Linked DNA regions of Mus musculus: region 1 is linked to region 2. A link is a loop called in an ENCODE intact Hi-C map of the cell type or tissue named here. Cell type or tissue: heart. All regions are shown on one strand. Each heading gives the region's core, and the rest is flanking DNA. Links, peaks and the distances in the headings are about the cores only.

The links. A loop is a pair of places that touch in the nucleus more often than their neighbours do. Peaks named below come from ENCODE experiments on the same cell type or tissue, not always from the same donor. Only the 100,000 strongest peaks of a DNase experiment are listed, where the experiment ranks them.
Region 1: a loop joins it to region 2, with 2.8 times the contacts of the local background. A loop is called at or near these places in 7 of 42 quality-filtered maps.

What each region holds. Positions count from the first base shown.
Region 1 is chr16:95,745,911-95,751,567 of GRCm38, forward strand. No RefSeq gene overlaps it. Among named protein-coding and RNA genes, the nearest start is that of Ets2, 46 kb to the left of the region's middle. In heart, for the core only: a CTCF peak has its summit at 3,441; a DNase peak (open chromatin) is centred at 4,461.
Region 2 is chr16:95,829,354-95,835,010 of GRCm38, forward strand. It overlaps a transcript of 1600002D24Rik not described here. Among named protein-coding and RNA genes, the nearest start is that of Gm32130, 30 kb to the left of the region's middle. In heart, for the core only: no CTCF peak of the experiment used is centred there; DNase peaks (open chromatin) are centred at 2,368, 4,288 and 5,318; H3K27ac peaks cover 3,065 bases.

The DNA of each region.
Region 1 (5,657 bases), core at 426-5,425, 83 kb before region 2:
TAGCTTCCTTCTGTTTGGAACTCTGCTCTGTAACTTTTTCATAATATTACTTTTACCTCCTCCCTGAACTGTCATGGCTACCTCTTCAACTCACTGAAGCTTCTGGGCTCTGCTTAGGATGCAACGTCTGCATCTGTCATCTGAAAAATGCCTCAAGATAGAAAGCCAGGCACTTGTAGAGTTTAACCTTCAGTTTGCCCATTATTGAGGCTCATCTATTATTGGGGCTCATCTATTATCAAATGCTCCCTAAGGGTTCATTTATTAGGGGCTTGGTCTCCAGAGTGGAGACACAAGGTATGTTGAGACTGCTAAGGAGTGGGTAGAGGGTACAGCCCTCAGAAGGGATTAGTGTAGCTCCCTTGGGATCTTTTTCTCCCAAGACTGAAAAGACTAACTCTATTTTAGAGGAGGAAGAGTTCCAGAGGGAGGGTAGAGGACAATTCAAGGATATGAGCAGAGCGTTATATACACGTTGCAACCGAACTCACTGTTTTGCACAACCCTTATTAAGGTTTCAATTTGGAAAAAAAAATGAGTGAATCCAATTTCTCCCATATTCTGGTTTTCTTTCTTGCCATGAGATCTCTGTCTCTCACACAAAATTCCTCCATAATGCCACTTATATTGATATGAGACTGTGCCCTAGCCTAGGGAACCCTCCTCAGAAGAAGGCAGTGCAACTACCTGGATTTCAGCCTCTCTAAACTAAATAAACCTCTTTCCTTTATCCGCTACACCTCAGATGCTACATTGTAACAATGGGAAACAGACTAACAATAGCACCAAACTATCTACAGTGCATTTCTAGAAGAGCTGCCTAGTCTGTTGTGTCCAGATGTCAAGTAGTATGTGAGGCAGGAAGCCTGGGTCTTGTTATTTCCTCTGGGTCAGAGGGCAGCAATGTCTATTTTTTAAGTTAATTTGCGTCAATGGTTTTTTCTCCCTTTGTGGGTTTTTTGTTTGTCTATCTGTTTTGGGATCTCTCTCTCTCTCTCTCTCTCTCTCTCTCTCTCTCTTAGATTGGCTTCTGTGCCTTGTATTTTTTAAATTAAATTTGACTTTATTACAGCTAATGGTTTTTAAGTTCCTAACTCTTTAACCTTTATCTATTGGTAGGGTTTAAATATGCATGTTCCCCATAGGCTCCTAGTTTCAAGGCTTGGTCTCCAGCTGGTGGTAGAGGTGGGGCTAGGTGAAGAAGTAGGACATAGAGGGTATCTCAATTCTGGTCCCTTCTGGTCATCTCTGCTTTTTGCTTCCAATGCACACTCTTGCCATCCTGGTATTCTGCCTTGCCTCAGGCCCAGAGCTGTGGAGCCAGTTAACCTGGGCTTGAAACCTCTGAAATCGAGAGCCAAAAGTAAATTCTCTCTCCAGGGTTTGTCTCAGGTATTTTGCCACAGCTATCTGTGCCATCCCCTCTTATTCTGTGCCCCTCTCTCCTATGTCCCCCTCTCCTGTGCCCTCTCTCCTGCACCCCCCTCTATGCCACCTCCTCTCTTTTTCTTTCCATTTAATTTTAAAGTTGCAATATGGGACTATGATCTCACATTTTGTTTTAACTCTTAGGCTCTATAGTTAAGTTAGGACTATACCTCACGCAATGGGCAGACTGTGAATGATTCTGGACCACATGAGCAATGCTCTGGGTAAGATCCAAATACTCCCAGGTATTGACACACCACAATTCACCTTTATAAAGCACACAGCCTTAAAGAAAACCTAATGCACCAAGAGGGTCTCCCATTCCCTGCATTTCTGTTGTTTGTGCTGGGAACTGAACACTGGGCCAAGCAAGCCATTCATCACTGAGCTGCGTCCCTAGTCCAGTTAACAATTCTCTCTGTGTTTCCCTGAAACCCTTGGCAATCACCAATCTGTTTTCTGTCTTGGGGTACTTGATTACTACAGAGTGTGATGCACACAGAACCAAACAGGAGCCGGCATTCTGTGGTTAGTGTTCTTTACTGAACACACAGGCTTCGGTTTCTACCCAAGCTGAGTGTGGGTTCAGTTCATTCTTTGATAGCCAACGATCTGTCCTGTTTTGTCTCTCCGTTCCTCATCTGACAGTGTCTGCCTTCTCGTCCTCTGGTTATGATGGACAGCGCTGCCAGGAACACAGGTGTACAGATGTCTGTGTAGACACCTGTTCTTGATGCTCCTGGAATGGAACCACTAAGTCAGATGACTACCCCAAGATCAGCTTCTTTGGGGAATTTTCAAACCGTATTTCAAAGCAGCTTCACCGCGAATGCTTATTGCTGTCTGTCTTTCCTTCTTCCTGTGAGCTATCCTGGTGGATAAAGCATGTCACAGTGTGACTCTTATTTGTGGGGGTTGTTTGGTTGTTTGGTTGGTTGGTTTGTTTTGGTTTTTGGTTTTTTGGTGAAGATTTAAACGCTCATTTATTTACAGAGCCATCAATTAATTCTCTTTCCTCAGATCAAACCTGTTTTTCTAAGACTGTTGCCTCTCATGTATAATCCCTCTTTTATTTCTAATATTAGCAAAGTGTTAAGTTTACTGTGGCATTTTCAAATATCCTGGTTTCTTGTCTCTCTCCCTTCACACTCGTGGCCTTCCTGTGCCTTTCTGTCTTGGCAGCCACTTTTCTACTTTGATGATACAGTTTCCTCAGCAGTATTCCCCCTTCTCACAGTCTCCTGCCTAATTTCATTAACTGTACCCCAAACCTCCACCCCCCCCCCCATATATACACATCCATGAGCCAGAACCCATGATGAAAGAGGCCCTGGAGTGTTTGTCTGCCTGAGTCTGAGTTAACTTTTCTCTTAGTCAGGGTTTCCATTGTTGTGAGAGAATACCATGATCATACACAACTTGGGGAGGAAAGGGTTTATCTTAGCTCACACCAGGTTCTCTGCTGTGTTGGTGAGCAGGATTCACTTTTCTGTAGATCCTTGTATTCTCCCTCAGAGACTAGAACCAAAACACTACTGAGTATGGTGAGTTTGATTGGGGAAGGTTTGAAGAGAGATTGTTGGTGTCACGTTTCATTTGAGAAAATAAATTTCTGTGGGGAAGACAGGTAAGAACCCTAGCACCAGGGAAACAAGGAATTGGTTTGTTTTATATCCATCTTTGGCAGAGCCACAGGAAGTCAGTGCCATGAAGGCTGGTACTCCCCTGTAGAACAAAGCTGGCATGGAGCAGCAGGTTTCTCTGCTGCCTTTCCTGCTGTCAGAATTCGGGTGTACCAGATGCTGGGAGGAATTCTAGCTCTGGAGTAGAATCCTTCAGTCAGATGCTGGCAGGAGACAAATGGGCATGAGCAAGGCCATCTATGGCCATCTGAGGCCATGGAAGTGGGTGCATCGGTTCCTTCTGGCTGGGTTTCTGAAGTCCAGTTCCTAGAAACAGATACAGGGCAGTAGCTGGAGGAAGGGGTTGAAGCGTGTGTGAGTGGATGTTTCCCCTGGTGGTGGTTGTTACATAGCAACCAAATACTCCCTGATCTCACAGAGATTCTGCAAGACTTATCACACCATCTGAAAAGTCACTCCTGTCTGGAGTGCGTTCTGCAGTCTGTGTTATGAACAGTGTCATTCTTCCATACGAGGGGTGGGGCAGTTAGAACACACTTTTCTGCAGAGAATCGAATCTAGATAAATGGTTCACAGAAGGCTTGTCTAAGAGGAAAAGTTAACATGCTACCAATTGGAATGAAACTCGAAAAAGTCAGAAACAAACCCCGGTGACTCAGAGGAGGGAGGGAGGCTCTTACACATGACTTACTATGCAGACCAGAGATATATTTGGCAATGGAAAGTTAGTACTGGAGAACTCAAAAATATTTGGCAACTGTTTGACATGAAATACTCCATCGTCAAACGATATCTGAAAATCAAAATCTGATCATTGAATGTGTACCTCCGAAACACAGCAGGCAGGGTGGGTAGCCTCAGGGGAACAAACTGTGGTAAAAGATCAAAGACTCTTGTAAGTGAGCATTCAAAGCAGGAGATGGCAGGCAACGTGCTGTACAAGAAGCAAGCTTTTCCTAACATGTGAGAGTCCAGCCCAGTGAGCCAGGGTTGATATCAGTTCTATAGATGAGGAGAGAGCAAACATTTGAAAAAGGACCACTCGATGAAAATGGACATTCTCTTTGGAAGCTCTGTAGTTGGTGGCATCCCCCGTGACACCCATAGGTGCTATAGCTGATGTCTATTTCTTCTACTTTCCTGGGAGAACCAGAAAGGCTGAGCAGGTCACAGCTGGGAGGCTCTGGCCAAGGAAAAGTTCAGATGGAAGGACTGTGAAAGCTCCTGAGGCTGGTGCTTCCAAGCCCAATCATAGATGGCTGCGAAGGTCCAGGCCTGGTCCCAAGCCAAGAGCGGAGCAAGAGCCTGCCGCTGAAGACATGTCTGGGGCTCCTGCACTTGGACACCATGTGAAGATGAACCTTCAGTGAAGGGCTCAGCCTCTCTTCCTCAGGCTCACAGATCTCAGAAAGAACATTAGTGAAATGTTAACATCAGTGTAAACACACATGCACACACCCCAAAATAGCGGAGGTGGGCCAAGGCGGGAGATGAAGAGATAAAGGGGCTTACTGAAACAGGAAAGCACTCTAAAGAAACCGAAACTCAACAGAATCAGTGTTTGGAGGAGGCATAGAGTGGAGGAGATTCCACTCAGTGTTTCATTCTTTAAAACCCTGTGTGCACATAACCAAGAAAACAGGGGCACTGAACATGTGGAAACCACAAGGATGAAATATTTCTTCCTTCGGCTCACCTAACCAAGAGCAAATAAAAAAATTAGACATTTCCAGGGGTGGGGGAGGGAAGAGATAGTGGGAGAAATGTAGACATGCAGGCCAGGGGTCAGCTGATTAATTCCCAACTGAATAAATCATGAGACCTCAGGAGATAGGAACATCAGATAGACAGTCGGTGGTATTCAAAGGCTGCTAGTGATGGGTAGTGCTAGATTCTACTTTTCAGGAATATTTATATATTCCTCTAAATTGAGATGCTGGGAGGGAGGGGCAGTGAGAGAGGAGGTAACTGGAGGCACAGAGATCGGAAGTTCCATGGTGAGCTGGTTCACAATGAGGCTGCACAACTCTCTCTAACACTGTTAAATAAACGTTTGAGAAATTAGTACAAGCAGATGACTTAGAGGGTAAAGATCCTCAGTGTACAAGCCTGGGGACCTGAGTTCCATCTCCAGAACTCAAGTAAAGGTGAAAGAGGGAAACTGACCCCACAAAGGTCTTAGACACACACACATACGCACACATTGCATGCACACGTGTGCACACATACACACGCACGCACATGCACACACACACACACACTCACATACTCACACATATACTCACACAGTGAATGCACACACATGCACACACACTCACTTACACATACTCACACACACATATATTCATAGTACATGCACACACATGCACACATGCACACACACATGTGGACGCCCAATTCGCCAGCAAGGAAGATGCCACGACAGGATTCTTCTGCACATGTTTATTGGGAGAGCTTGATAGAGAAGGCGAAAGACCCCCCGAGCCCCAGAACTGGCGCTGCATATATAGGCCTAGGAGTGGCGTGTCTATACCTGATTGGTTGTGCTTTCAGTACCTCATTTACATTCCCCAGGATGGGCTGTGA
Region 2 (5,657 bases), core at 473-5,472:
AGATCCTATACCTCTTTGGTGGCACTTGCCTCCAGGGACTCACAAGCCCAGCACAGCTTTAGACCTGTAGCCTTGTCTCCACCTCCAGACAGCAGGGATATTTCACAGTGCTGACTCTAGTCATCAATGTTTGAAGGGTGAACTTCCTGTCAGGGCCTCAGAAAGGAAGGAAGGAAGGAAGGGAGGGAGGGAGGGAGGGAGGGAGGGAGGGAGGGAGGGAAGGGAGGAGAGAAAGAAAGAAAGAAAGAAAGAAAGAAAGAAAGAAAGGAAAGAAAGGAAAGAAAGGAAAGAAAGGAAAGAAAGGAAAGAAAGAAAGAAAGAAAGAAAGAAAGAACAAGAAAAGAAGGAAGGAGAGGAGAGGAGAGGAGAGGAGAGGAGAGGAGAGGAGAGGAGAGGAGAGGAAGAAAGCAGAGGTCCGTTCAGTTCCACATGTCACTATTCAGATCTCCACCTCAGGAGCCACATCCTACCCAGGGTCAAGGCGTAGAGGAAGGGACTACATCTCTGTTCCCTCATTGGACCCAAGTCACCCAAGGGAAACTACTTACCAGGAATGTGCCTCAGTTTCCACTTCTATCAAAAAGGGTAGCACTAAGCCTGCTCCCAGTGTAGATTTAGAGACTAAAGGGACCCTAGGGTGTAAGGACCCTGGCCCAGCACTGGTGGAGGTAATCCTCAGACCGAGGCACCTCTGAAATGACCTGCCTCTGACCTCATCACAAAGGGAAAAACTGAACTTGGAAAATATATATGATTTTTCTGAAGTTCACACATCTATTAGGTGGCAGATTCATCTCACCCCAAAATCAAACTCACTTTTCCAGAATTTGAGAAATTTAGATACATATATACCTCCAAAAAGGCAGCTGCCGCCAACCTCCAGCCTCTGTTGGGGATTGGTTCTAATGCTTTGAATTAATCCAGCTAGGTCCCCAAAATCAGGAATCTGCATGCCCAAATGCTGAAGTTTTTTCCCCACAATTGTTTTTCAATCCATCAATAAAGAAGCAACTGCCAATGACTGGGCAGGTAAACTGAGGCAGGACCTTTAGATTTGCACGGGCTAGGAACTGGGAGAAAGGAAAGAAAGAGAATCACCTGCTACCTGTGACAATCGGGAAGCTTGCCACATGGCCACTTCCCCAAATATGTTTGGGGTAGCAGAGATGAAATATAGATTTTAAAAGATGTTAACTAAGAAGTACTGGGGGAGGGGGTGTTTGCTAGCAGCGGGTAGGATTAGACCTGCCCAGCCTTTGAGCTAGTCAAAGCACTTAAAATTAACTATGTGTGTGTGTGTGTGTGTGTGTATGTGTGTGTGTGTGTGTGTGTGTGTGTGTGTTTCATTCGCAAATCCAGAGGGCTCTGGCTGGTGGCTGGGAGCAAGACCTGTGCCTATCACCAAGCAGTTTAGCTAAACTCACCAAACTCACTGCTACATCTCTCTGCTGGCAGCTGTGCGTCCTCTGTGGCAGCTTTGCTGTGATTCTGTGATTCTGACCCACTTCTCCTGGAGACCCTAACTCAACTAATTGTAGTCGCTGCGGAGCTTACGCCCTTGTGATGACTTGCTAGGGGCCAAACTCTCAATCAGCCCCAATGGCTGAGTGGAATACTAGACACACAAGAAGTTTTCATGTGACAAACTCCAGGGACTTAGCACCATTTAATTCTTGGTGGCGTGGGAGATTACGTCAGAGCCAGCCTGTGACACCCATGCCTGCACTGGTTACTTTACTACAGCAAAGTATCTGACAAACAAGGCCTTTGGAAAGAAGACTTTATTAGGTCTTGTAAACAGAAGGTACAGTCCATCATATTTGGAAGCCATGACACCAGAGGTGTGAGGCAGCTGGTCACACTGCACCTGCAATCCAGAGGCAGAGAGAGGAGTCTGGTCTTTGTTTTCTTCGGTCCGGGAACCAGCCTATCCGTTCACATTCAGCTGGGTCTTCTCACACTAATGAACGTAATCTAGAAACTCCAGATACCCAGAGAGGCTTGTCTTCAGGGTGATTCTAGACCCTGCCATGTTGACAGTCAATATTGTCACCATGCCTGGTGGTATCCCTCACTGCGCCGGGGTCTGCTGTCTCATTGGCATGTACCTGCTATCCCTGTGGTCACAGGTGACGTTGGCACAGTGGGGTCAGGTCTAAAAAAGCAACTTCCCCTCCAAAAGAAGAGAATGGGTTTCCTGCAAGCCTGTCCTTGCTGATTCTTGCAGGACCTTCAGCCCCTCCTCCACTCCCCCATGATCCTGTCTGTTCTCCCATCTCAGCCCACATACCAGCTTCCCTCCATTGTCTGTGTTGGAGGTAACTCTCCTCACAGCTGCTCGGAGGGCTGATGAGTCATCATGACCAGAGGTCAGTGCTGAATGACAGGATGAAGGAAGGAAGCACAAACAATGATCAGCGCTGATCTTGTTCCATAAAGCAACACGTCACTGCTTTTGAGGCGAACACCACTTCTCCCTGCCCACTCCAACTCAGAAGACGGACTTCAGCCCAAGGCAGGCCCAGTACCCTGAGTTACATCCCTGTTGGCATCCTCATTAATCTAGACATTTGTATGAGCCACACTTTGGCCAGCTTCAGGACTTGTGTGAGGACAGAGAAGGAGGGGATCCTATTTGAAGCAAGGAGAGAGGCTTCCCCGAGGTGCATTGCCACACAGCTGCACTCCATCTCCATCACTCCCACAGCCTGCGCAGGCTTGCTCTCACAGCCAGTGCTGACTCCTGTAAGCTAACGTGCACAGGCTGCCCCCCCCATCCACCCCCGACTCCTTTTACTCTGTTCAACGGAGCTGCATCTAAATCAATTACAAAGCTCCATCCACCTCCCCAGCCTTCCTTCTGTGTCTCTTAGCTCACCTTGTACTTTTTGTTGAAAGCCAAGCATACTGTACTGGGTCAAAGAAACCCAGCAATCGTTACCATGGAGACTGCTGGTCTTGGGTTTCTGCTCCCATAACTTGGAGTTCTCTTTGTCTTCCTAGCTGACTCTCTAACTTCAGGAGTGGGGTAGTGTTTTGTCTTATGACCTCAGTTCTTTGATTAGCTGAAGCCATGAATTTTCAGTGTGCCGGGCCTCTCTGCTGTTGTGTGAACAGGACCTTCCGAGCTTCTTAGACGCCCTACAGAGACGGATAGCATCGAAGCGGGGAGATGTCTGAGTCAGCATAGTGCTTGCTGTGCCAATGAGGACCTGAGTTTAATTCCTGGAAGCCATGTTTTAGAAAGCCAGGAGTGGACGCCTATGCATTTGTTTTCTCAGCACTGGGATGATGGAGAAAGACACAGGGGGTTGTGGGACAGGAAGCCGATGTAGCAAGCCGGAAGGCCTGTGGGAGCCCCTGTCTCAAAAAAGGGGGGGAGGTGTTTGATGCCTAATGTTGGCCTCTCTCCATGTCCACTTGCACAAATGTGTACTCACACAAACACACATCCACATGCATGTACATGCATCCACATGCATAAACATAGAACAATCAGGAGGAAACTAGAGATTCATCCATTCCTTTTACTCCCCAAATCCATACCACCTTTTGATGGCTACCTACACCAATGTCTCCAAGATGCTGCTTATTCTGCTATTCTGCCAGCTTTATCCTGGGGATTTGCCACTCCCACCCCACACACTCCCCACACATACCCCTACCCTCACTTCCCATACCCTCATTGCTATGTTTCTGACATGTTTAGGTCTAGCTAAAGGCTGCTCTCTTTCTCAAAAATAAAAGTTTCCTGAAGTCCTAATCAAAACTTCTGGTGGGCTTGTTCCAGTTCTCTGTTGGAGACAGTCCATCTGACATGCTCGCCCCTGACACTGTAGCCTGAGTTCTGCCTCTCTCAGGAGATTGAGCACCTTGGCCATAATGGGCGTGGGCCTGGCCATCAACCCTCGCCCAAGAGCACATGATGAACAAATAGTAGTTGATTAATGTTTGTGTCTCTCAGGCCCCATGCGGACAGGCAGACACATTGGATGAGTTTCCAAAAATATTTTAGTTGACATCACTGGCCTATATTTTTAGGAAGTGACCAAGAATGAAGTCAAACGCCTTCATACAAACGCTCGGGCCGAAATTAAGATCCTGAGGATACAGCTCGGTGTAAAGAAGTAGCTAGATTATACCATTGGGAATTTTCTTAAGAACTGTGGAAGGGGGTAAGAACGGAGCAGAGAGACCAAGAAAAACAAAAGGGAAGAGCGTTGAAACCCACAAAGGAAAGGGGAAGCTGCGCAAGACAGCCCAGGAGGGACTGCTCGAGGCGCGGAAGTGCCGCTTCCTAAAGCCATTAGTGTTATTGCAGCAGAAACGCTTGGCTCCCTGGGCTGTCGGCCCACTCTAAGTATTCCCAGTGCCTCATGTGAATGGGTTTCTGACATACAGCTCTGGGGCCTTGTGTTTGGACAAACACAGAGAGGAGCAGCAGCCACAAGACACTCCTAAATGGTATTCATTAAGAGAGAATTAAAGGACTTGGGTTCAGTTTAGCAATAGTCTGTGAGGCAGATACACAAATGAGCAAGCGAGCAGACAGCAGTGCAGCAGAGGCGCACCTCAGAGACAAGGTGCTGGTGTGGTCTCTGTTCACTATGAGAGGTCAAGACCAGCCACAGGTCGGACACAGAGCTACCCATCAGGACAGCCACTGTGTGGAAAAAGGGAGACCATGGAGGCTTCTTTATTCTACTGTACTTTGTCAGTCATACTAGACTAAGACTTCAATTGTTCCGATGGGGAGAGCTAGGTGGGGGTTCACAGTTCATCAGCCAAGAGATAGGAAGCAATGAGATGGAAGGGTGGGAGGTGGGGATGGGGGTTAGCGGGTAGGTACTTACAAAGGGACCAGCCAGCCTCTTGCTGTGAGTCAGGCAAGCCACCAGAACCAAAGACTACTCTGAAATTAGAGTCTCTCTTGATTGATGAAAGTTCTCTTCTTCCCTTTCCTCCCTCCCTCCCTCCATTCCTCCTTCCCTCCTTTTCCTCCTCTGTGTGTGTGTGTGTGTGTGTGTGTGTGTGTGTGTGTGTGTGTATAACATGTACTTGCTCATGAGTATATATACACCACAGCCAACACTGGCTGTCTCCCCCAGTCACAGACAAGGTCTTTCACTGATCTGCAGATCATCAATCAAAGATACACTGGTTGATCAGAAAACCCTGGGGTGGGGGTCCTCCTATTCTCATTTCCCAGGTGCTGGGATTACAAATTTGAGAGTCTGTGCTTGGCTTTTTATATGAGTGCGAGGACTCTGCCCAGCAAGCCTTTTACAGACTGAGTCACTCCATCCCCTCAACCCCCAAGCCTAGCTGAACCTCCTCCAGCTAACACATCATCCACTGCAAGGGAGAAACTCAAGATGGGCCCCAAACACGTAACACAACATTAATGTAATTGCCAGAGCCCTCCCAAGGGGCGGCATAGAAACACCACAGAAGCAAAGCAAATCCAAATGAAAAACCCCTCTGCACGGGCCAAGACACTGAAGGAAGCTTTTCTGAAACACGGGTAATTTTGTTTGGGAAAACAAAGAGTCAGATTACGAGCACGGCTGGTTTGTAAGAGAAAGTTATTGAATGCTTTCAAACAGCTTGAACGAAAGTGCTTGGCACGTGAAAAGCCAGCAGCGTTTCTGCAGGTG